Linked DNA regions of Homo sapiens: region 2 is linked to region 1. The links are chromatin loops, found by intact Hi-C in ENCODE. Cell type or tissue: dorsolateral prefrontal cortex. All regions are shown on one strand.

The links. A loop is a pair of places that touch in the nucleus more often than their neighbours do. Peaks named below come from ENCODE experiments on the same cell type or tissue, not always from the same donor. Only the 100,000 strongest peaks of a DNase experiment are listed, where the experiment ranks them.
Region 2: it touches region 1 in a loop (7-fold over the local background); 1 of 110 quality-filtered maps calls a loop at or near these places.

The regions. Positions count from the first base shown.
Region 1 is chr10:78,174,752-78,178,751 of GRCh38, forward strand. No RefSeq gene overlaps it. Among named protein-coding and RNA genes, the nearest start is that of LINC00856, 72 kb to the right of the region's middle. RefSeq lists enhancers at 1,062-4,000, 1,698-2,562. In dorsolateral prefrontal cortex, no CTCF peak of the experiment used is centred here; a DNase peak (open chromatin) is centred at 2,420; H3K4me3 peaks cover 1,403 bases; H3K27ac peaks cover 3,815 bases.
Region 2 is chr10:78,262,211-78,266,210 of GRCh38, forward strand. No RefSeq gene overlaps it. Among named protein-coding and RNA genes, the nearest start is that of LINC00595, 3.1 kb to the right of the region's middle. In dorsolateral prefrontal cortex, no CTCF peak of the experiment used is centred here; DNase peaks (open chromatin) are centred at 1,691 and 2,371; H3K27ac peaks cover 3,507 bases.

The DNA.
Region 1 (4,000 bases):
TCAGCTTCATGCCTCCTGTATTAATGCTGTGTCTGGCCAAGATGTTTCTGACATCCGAGTGTGGTGCTATAATACAGTGATCCCTCTATCAATACAGAAGATGGTAGCATTTAGTCCCAGTTGCCTGCTCACTGCTTGTTATCTAACTGAACTTGTGTATGAGAGTCTGTCTTTTCTCCCTGCCTTCAAGGAGCTCCTTGTACCTAATATTTTTCCTCAGTGCCAGCAAATATTAGTTGTTCAATGCTTGTTGAAACAATATGAACGTGTGGCTTCAGAGACCTCTGTGTATAGTAGATGTGGCATCTCTTCCTTAGGATGTATTTCTGTGAGCTGGGCTGAAGGGACATGGCAGCCAGTGTGGGCTCCATGGGCAGAGCTCTGCTTGGAGTCCCCCTGTGGTCCCTTCCAGATTCTGGGTTCTCCAGGTGACAGTACCTGCAGAGGTCTCCTACTGGGAGACCAGGAAGGCAGGATGCGGAGACTGAGGGCCTAAGGGCAGAGAGCCAGTCTGGATGGGCAGGTAGAAGCTCAGGTGGTGGAAGCATTTCCTCAGCCATGCAGGGGTGGGGCTGCTGGGAATCTGGGGCATCATCTGTCCCCACCGGGTTGGGTGATGGGGCAGTGAGGAAGTGAGATCCTGCTGGAGCATTTCCATTGCCTCTGGAAAGGGGCCCAGTCTGGAGTTAACCCGGATATTAGATGGCAGGCGATCTAAAGGTATTAGGTCCAGTTTTGGTTTCTTTTCTTTTTCCTTAAAATAAAACAAATAGGGGTATCTTTACCCAGTCTAATTTGTGCAGTCCTGGGAGTCCCACATTGCATAATACTAGGGTGTTATGGCAGAGCTCCTGGACTTGAGCTACATAGTAGCCCTGTGATACAATTTGGATCTATGCCCTTGCTCAAATCTCATGTTGAATTGTAGTCCCCATTGTTGGAGATGAGGCCTGGTGGGAGGTGATTAGATCATGTGGGTGGTTTCTAATGGTTTAGTACCATCCCCCTAGTGCTGTCTTGTGATAGAGTTCTCCCAAGATCCGTTTCTTTAAAAGCATGTGGCACATTCCCCTCCTCTCTTCCTCCTGATCCAGCCATGCAGCACATGCCTGCTTCCCCTTCACCTTCCACTGTGACTGTACGTTTCCTGAGGCCTCCCCAGCCATGCTTCCTGTACAGCCCATGGAGCTACAAGGCATTAAACCTCTTTTCTTTATAAATTATCCCGGCTCAGGTAGTTCCTTATAGCAATGTGAGAATGGACTGATACACCTTGTCCGGTCCTGACTTCACAATCTGGTAGCCTGCTGAGCAGATAAGGTCCTCTGGTCATTTTTGTTTGACCTATCAGTGTTGATAAAAATTGAGCTAACATTTTACAATTGTGAGACTTTGTATAACATTTCACATTTCTGGTTTCTTTTAAAAAATGGGAAGACCTCACAAGACTGGGCTTCTTATTCCTACAAGGCAACTGTAAGCTGGACAGTTTGCCTTGTAGGCAGTGGCTGCTGCTCCAGGCAGGGCAGGTGACCCCACCGTGCCTCGGAAATCACTTGGCTTGTGTCATTCACTTATTGTCCTGACTCATGGCCTGGTCTTAGGTCACAGTCAAGGAGAATGTCACTGATACAGTGGAGGACCCTTCACCATCATATGTGAGGCCAGAACAATGCCATCGAGCTAAGCTGTGTGTATCCGAATGATAGAATGTCAGAGTTGGAAAAGCCTTTCTGGAACTTTGTCCCTATCTCTCCTATCTGCAAACACAGACCTGGAGCCAAGGGCCAGAAAGGGACTTTCCCAAGGCCACTCCGTGAGTTGATGGCAAAACTGAGACCAAAACCTGGTTGTCCTTACCCACAAGCAGGAGTCTTTCCTGGTTAGAGACAGAGCGTCCTGTCTTCCCTTCCTTTGTGCCTCTCATTTCATGGCCATCAGCTCCATTGCAGACCTGTGTGGAAACTGGAGGAAGACTGTGATGGGGAGGGCTGGGGAATAAAGGCCGGGGAGGCCCAGGCTGCTCAGGATAAAGGCTGAATACAGGGGCGTTCAAAAGCCACTGGGCACTGAGCGAATTAAGCCATGCTTGTCTCCGTTGCCCGGGTACTCTTTATGCATCACATAATGCCATTGTTCAGCCAGAGCCAGGGGCCAGAACGAGCACTTTCTTTGCAGGTAGGCAGCCAGTGCAGGCCCAGCAGCAAGAGAAGGAGCAGGAGAGGCTGGAATATTCTGGCTTGAAAACAGCAGCTGTGTAATAAAGCCGGGCTGGTTTGTCTCAGGGCCCCGCTGTCCCTTCTCCCCGCCTCAAAGTAGCAGCATGAATCAGTTCACTGCGGCAATGGTCCAGGCGATGTGACTTGCATCCCCATCAGCTACCTGATTGCGGTCCCTGGATGCATGAGGCGCTGGATGTGCCTGGCATACCAAACTGCCCGCCTCTGTGCCGCAGCTACTGGTAATGAAGATCACCGGCCCCGCCCAGCACTGCGGACAGAGCCGGGCATTCTTCAAGGCCACCACTGGTCTTTTATCTTGTCCAAGGCTCTGGGATAGTCACCGAAATCCTTGGGCTGCTTTTGACGGGGGCCACCAGCCTGTCTCAAAGATGCCCTGACAAGCCCCTCCAGCCCTGGGCAGACAAAGGCTTGAAAGGAGAGGAATTGCACACGGTCCAGACGCTGCTGTTTCTAATACGTTATTTTGACACACAATTAACTGCAAAATTTGCTCTAAGCTAAGAGCTCGGGCCCTCACAGGATTCGTACAGCACAATTCAAGCAGGATTTGGTTCTGTGAAACCTCATTTTTCCTGAAGGGCTAGGGATTGCCGGCTCCCCACGGTGATGCCACCCCTCTCAGGGCTGGCTGTGGGCACCGATCAGAGAGGAAGCATCAGCCCGCCCACAGCCCAGCATGGGGCCAGGGGAACCATGGCACGAGTCATGGGAGGGGGTGGATAAAGCTTGCACAAAACCGTCCAACAGAGCTCCCTGAACAACAACCCTTCCTAAAATGGTGTCGCTTATCCTCCGCTGACAAAAGCCTGATTTGAGCTCTCCCCGGAGGTGGGATGAAGCGAACACATTGCCTTTTATCTCCCCGTCGCTTTGAGAGGGGAAGACAACTGGTACAGAGCATGGTGGGGAGCCCTGGAGAAGGCACTCTTGAATGAAAGGCATAATCTCCGGCTCCCCCAAACCAGGAGGGGAGGCAGCTTTCATCCCCCACCGCGGCCCGCTCCCCCCGTCCTGGAGGCATCTGAATGGGAGTGGGGAGCTTGGAAGGAGAGGCTCCTGCCGCTGCACAATGCCACACAATATTGCTTCTCTCCAGGAGCCCAGAGGAGGCCATGGGTGTACAGCATCTTACTTTGAAACCAATTCTCCAATCAGCTATTTAAATAAGAAATATAATCTCATTGAACACCCAGAGCTGTTAGTCTGAGATGCTTCCATTTACAAGGCACTTGAAGAAAGTCCCCAAGCCCCCGGTTTATCAGGACAGCCAGCTTAGGATGACTTACTGGGGGAAAGAGAGGTGCTAGAGAGGGAGGGGAGAGAATTGAAGTTGGCCGTTAGAAATCCAGGCTGTCGACTGCTTGAGTGGTGAACCCATGCCGCACCTGTCGGTGCTCTATGCGGAGGAGGTGGGAGAGGTCTGTGGGTTTTCAGAAAACCATCCGATAGCAGGCAATGCCCTGTAAAGTTGTGAAGGGGGAAGAAGGGGCACAAAGCATTGTCTATCTCTCTTTTGGAAACATTGTTTTGAGTACTGAAGTCATTGCCACAGCATTTTTTTGTCAGAGGCCAAGTGGCTGTTAAGACCCAGTGGGTGAAATTCCCCTGACGAAAACCGGCCCAGCAAGAAGTGGGGGCGATAGCCTTGACTGACCCTCCCCTGCCTGAGCTCACGGTCTGCCTCCGGCACCAGCCATGTTTCTAGGCATTCTGGAGAGGGAGGCTTGAGAGCCTGTGCTGACCACTGTGGGAATCCT
Region 2 (4,000 bases), 87 kb after region 1:
TGTGACTGGCAGGTTTCTGTCCTGTTTCATGTGGCCTGTCCCTAAGAACCCCTTGTTGGGGATTGTTTGGGCTGTGGGTGGGTGGGGTATTCCTTGCAGCCGTCTGTAGGAAGCTACTTGCCACTACTCAGTAGTTCCTAGGCAGGAGGCTGTAGTGCCCACTAGGGAGCCATGAAGGTGAAAAGTCCCCATTTCTCAAAGCCAACTTTTGCCTTCCTCCCCAAATCAAGCACAACTTGCAACTGTGATGACCTTTTAATCGATTCTATATTGAAGGGTCTGGAGGAAGGAGGGGAAGGGAAAGGGCAGAATCGGGCCTTGTGCCTTGCTTGGGCATCTTGCCCCCTTGACCTGCAGAGGGGTGACAGGGCTGTGCCTGGGTCCTGTGGCCGCATGGAGGCTCCCTGCATCTTTGGAGGGTCTCCTGAGTTACTCCACCCTGCAGAGTAATGAGGTTTCTCTCCTCCTACTCCTGCATCTTGCAAATTCTGTTGTCATCTGCTGACTGTCAGTGGCTTTCCTCAGCCCATTTTCTGCTGGCTCTGCAGAGGGAGGCTTGATTCCACTCTGAGGGGTGAGGCTGGAGAGTGCTGGGGAGCAGGGAGTACAGAGGCTCACACTTTAGGCTGGGGCTGATTTCTCCTGAACCATCAGCAATCAAATCTGCCTCACCACTGTGAGAATTAATTCCTTCTCAAGCTCCCCTTCAGATAGGTGAGAAATCCGTGTGCCTCCTATTAACATAATTGTGACCCCGTTTCTTGTGAAATGACAGCCCTGGTCTGATTATGCTCAGGGAGCATCCACAGTCTGTGTCCTGGGCTGCGTGACGAAAGCTTCCTCACATTAACTGGCAAATGAACAGTCCCACAGTCCACATGGTCTCTGGAATCTGCAGACAATGGCCACGTTTTATCTCAGCCATAGGATGGGGTCAAGAAGAAGTTCCAGTGTAGCCCACCACAGCTAGTTAAGTACACGCCCAGCAGCATTTTAAATGAGCGGGGGAGGAGCTCTGCAAAGGCGTGGCTGGAAGGACAGTAGGCTTGGAGCTGGGGGGCCTAGGCCCAGCCTGCCATTTGCTAACTGTGCTGTTGGGGTCAAATCCCTTCCTCGCAAAGAGAGCAGAGGGCTGGTCCGTTAGACCTGATACTTGCTGATTCTAGGCTATCACTGAGTACAGCCTTAGAACCTGTAAACTGGGTTCCCATTTTCTGTGTTGGAGGAAGGGTCTAGAAAACTCTCTAGAAGACAGAGTTAAGAAGTCAAATCAGTGGTTGGATAAAGGCCTTTCCTCAAAATACGACACTGCAGAAGGCACCAGAGGAGCTCTCCTCCCTGGAGGCAAGGCAGTGGGCTGAGCTCAAAGCCTAGCCTGGCCATGTGCCTAGTTGGAGGCCCATGGAAGGCATCTGGGACTGGGGATGAGACAGTGTGTCTGTTTCCTTGTTGAGTCACTCTTGCTCATCAAATATCTATCGACCACCTCTGATGACCAAGTGGCATGAGAGAATGGAAAGAAGTCTATAGTCAGGGGAGCTCCATGTGCACCCAGCTTAATCACTAACTGGTGTGGGCCTGCGCAAATGGCTTTTCACCCCAGCGATGTGGCCATGCGCCCTACATGCCTCATCCTGTGAGGATGAATGAGGCAGTGTTCCTGACACAGAGTGGGACTCCCCCCCAATCCTGCGCCCTTCCCTCTCTCTGTGTGCACAGCAACATTTGAGACAGCACAGAGGACACTGAGGCCATTCAGAAAATGCCACTGTCTTTCAGCATGAACAGGCCCGTGGCAGGGCAGCTAGTGTGTGTCCAGAAATGCCATTGCTGCAGAGTGGAATTAACCAGGGTCCCACGGCCTGGGGACTCAGAGGAGTAAGAGGCCTGAGCAGAAAGAGTTTTATGGATGGTGCTGAGTTGAGCCTAGACTGGCTTGGCACTTGAAGGAGAAGGAAGAAAGATCATTTCAGGGCAGAGAAGAGTTTGGGTCAATGCATGGGTGCACAGAAGCTCAGAAAAGAAAGCAAATCTGTGTGGTGGGGTGTGTGCAGGTGAACACTCCATACAAGATGGTATTTCTGTGCAGGCACATGGAGGGAGGGGTGTTTGGGTCACAATGTTTTGAGCACTGGGGAGCACGGATGGCATCTGGGGGTGCTAGCCTCAGCTCTCCACTTATGGTGCAGCATGTTGGGGTAACCTTTTCTTCCCCATTCTTCTCCAGGACTAGACACCGTTATTCAGTTCTCTAGTATTTTACTTTTTGTTAGCTCTTATGCAGCAGGGGAGCTGCACTGCCTTGGTGTTGGAATAATTGTCCTCTTGTGACACTGTAAACCACCCATGCACCAGCCTTCCCACCCCCCCGGTCTATTGTTCTCCATAGTGCTTCTCTTCATCCCTGCACCATGTGTTTACTACTTTCTGTTCCCCACATTAGAATCTCAGCTCTGTGAGGATGGGGACCTCACCGCTGGGTTTGCTACTCTACCCAAAGCCCTTAGAGGACTGCAGCAACCAGTAGGCTTTTGTTGCATATCTGAAGAATCAATGAGTGAATGGCAGTTGGATGGATGGCTCCTTGATCACCTGTCGTGGGGCAGATTCATGTGGCAAGATGTCAAGTAATTCATCCAAGCCCGAATTCACATTCATTCGAGAACTTACAATGCCCAAGAGTGGGTGGTAAATATTGTAGGATGCCCAAAGCTCCCAAGATGATAAAAATGACCCTGGAGTTATACTAAGGGCCACCCTGCAGGCTGCCCCCTCCTGTGCCTCCTGATAATCATGGCTTGTTGTGGGGTGTTAACTGTCACGGTGATGGCAGGGCTGAACTGGAGCTCTCACAAAAGGAGAGTGAGTTTTTCAGAGAGCCTTGGTTCAAATGAAGTCTTTTGAAATAAGATCAAGGAGTATACTCTTTTCCCATGGTGTTGGTAGGTGTTAAGATGTGTTAGACTGTTTGCATTGCTATCTGAGGCTGGGTAATTTATAAAGAAAAGAGATTTATTTTTGCTCACGGTTCTTCAATCTATCAGTCTATACCACATAGCACCGGCATCTGCTCCTGGTGAGGCCTTAGGAAGCTTCCAATCATGGTGGAAAGTGGAAGGGACCCAGTGTATCACAAGGCAAGAGGGAGCAAGGGAGAGGAGGAGGTGCCAGGCTCCTTTAAACACACCATCTCTTTCTTGAACTAACAGATTGAGAACACTCATTACCTCAAGAACGGCACCAAACCGTTCATGAGGGATCCAACCCTATGGTCCAAACAATTCCCACTAGGCCCATCTCCAACACTGAGGAATCACATTTCAACATGGGATTTGGAGGGGATGAGCATCCAAACCATATCATGTGTCAGTAACATTTCCTGAACTTCAGTAAACACCAGAACTGATTGCTGTCCTCTGTTACTCAGGTCCATGTGGGACCAGGGATATTAAAAGGAGGGAGGATCCTGATGGAAAATGCAGCAGAATATCAATGCTTATGAATAGACATCCGATTTCCTCCCCCACCAAGTGTGTGGGACCGCTCTGTAGATAGCCTTCCCCCTCACTGCCTGAGGCTATGGGATTCCCTGCTTGGTATCCAGCCCCATGCTATGCCCTGAGGTGGTCTTGGAGGTCTTTGCTGCCAGGAGTTCACAGCTAGTTAGGGAGGTAAGGCACAAACCAGGTCGAGACAGGTAGAGGAGCAGGATGGGGCAGCAGGAGGGTGCAGGGTCAGGGTGGGGAGGTCACAGAGGCTGACTCCTGAATGCAATTGCAGAGACTCGAGATTTAGAGCAAATTTTTAAAGCTTCTTCAGACTATGAGCTTCTTCACAAGGTGAGGGAAGAAGAGAATTCCAGGCAGAGAAAACAGCAAGTGGAAAGGTGAAAAGGCAGTGTGTGTGTGCATGTGTGCCTGTGCATTGTGTGTGTGAGAGCATGTGTGCATGTGGGCCTGTGTGCACATGAGCATGTGTGTGTGTGCGTGTCCATGAGTGA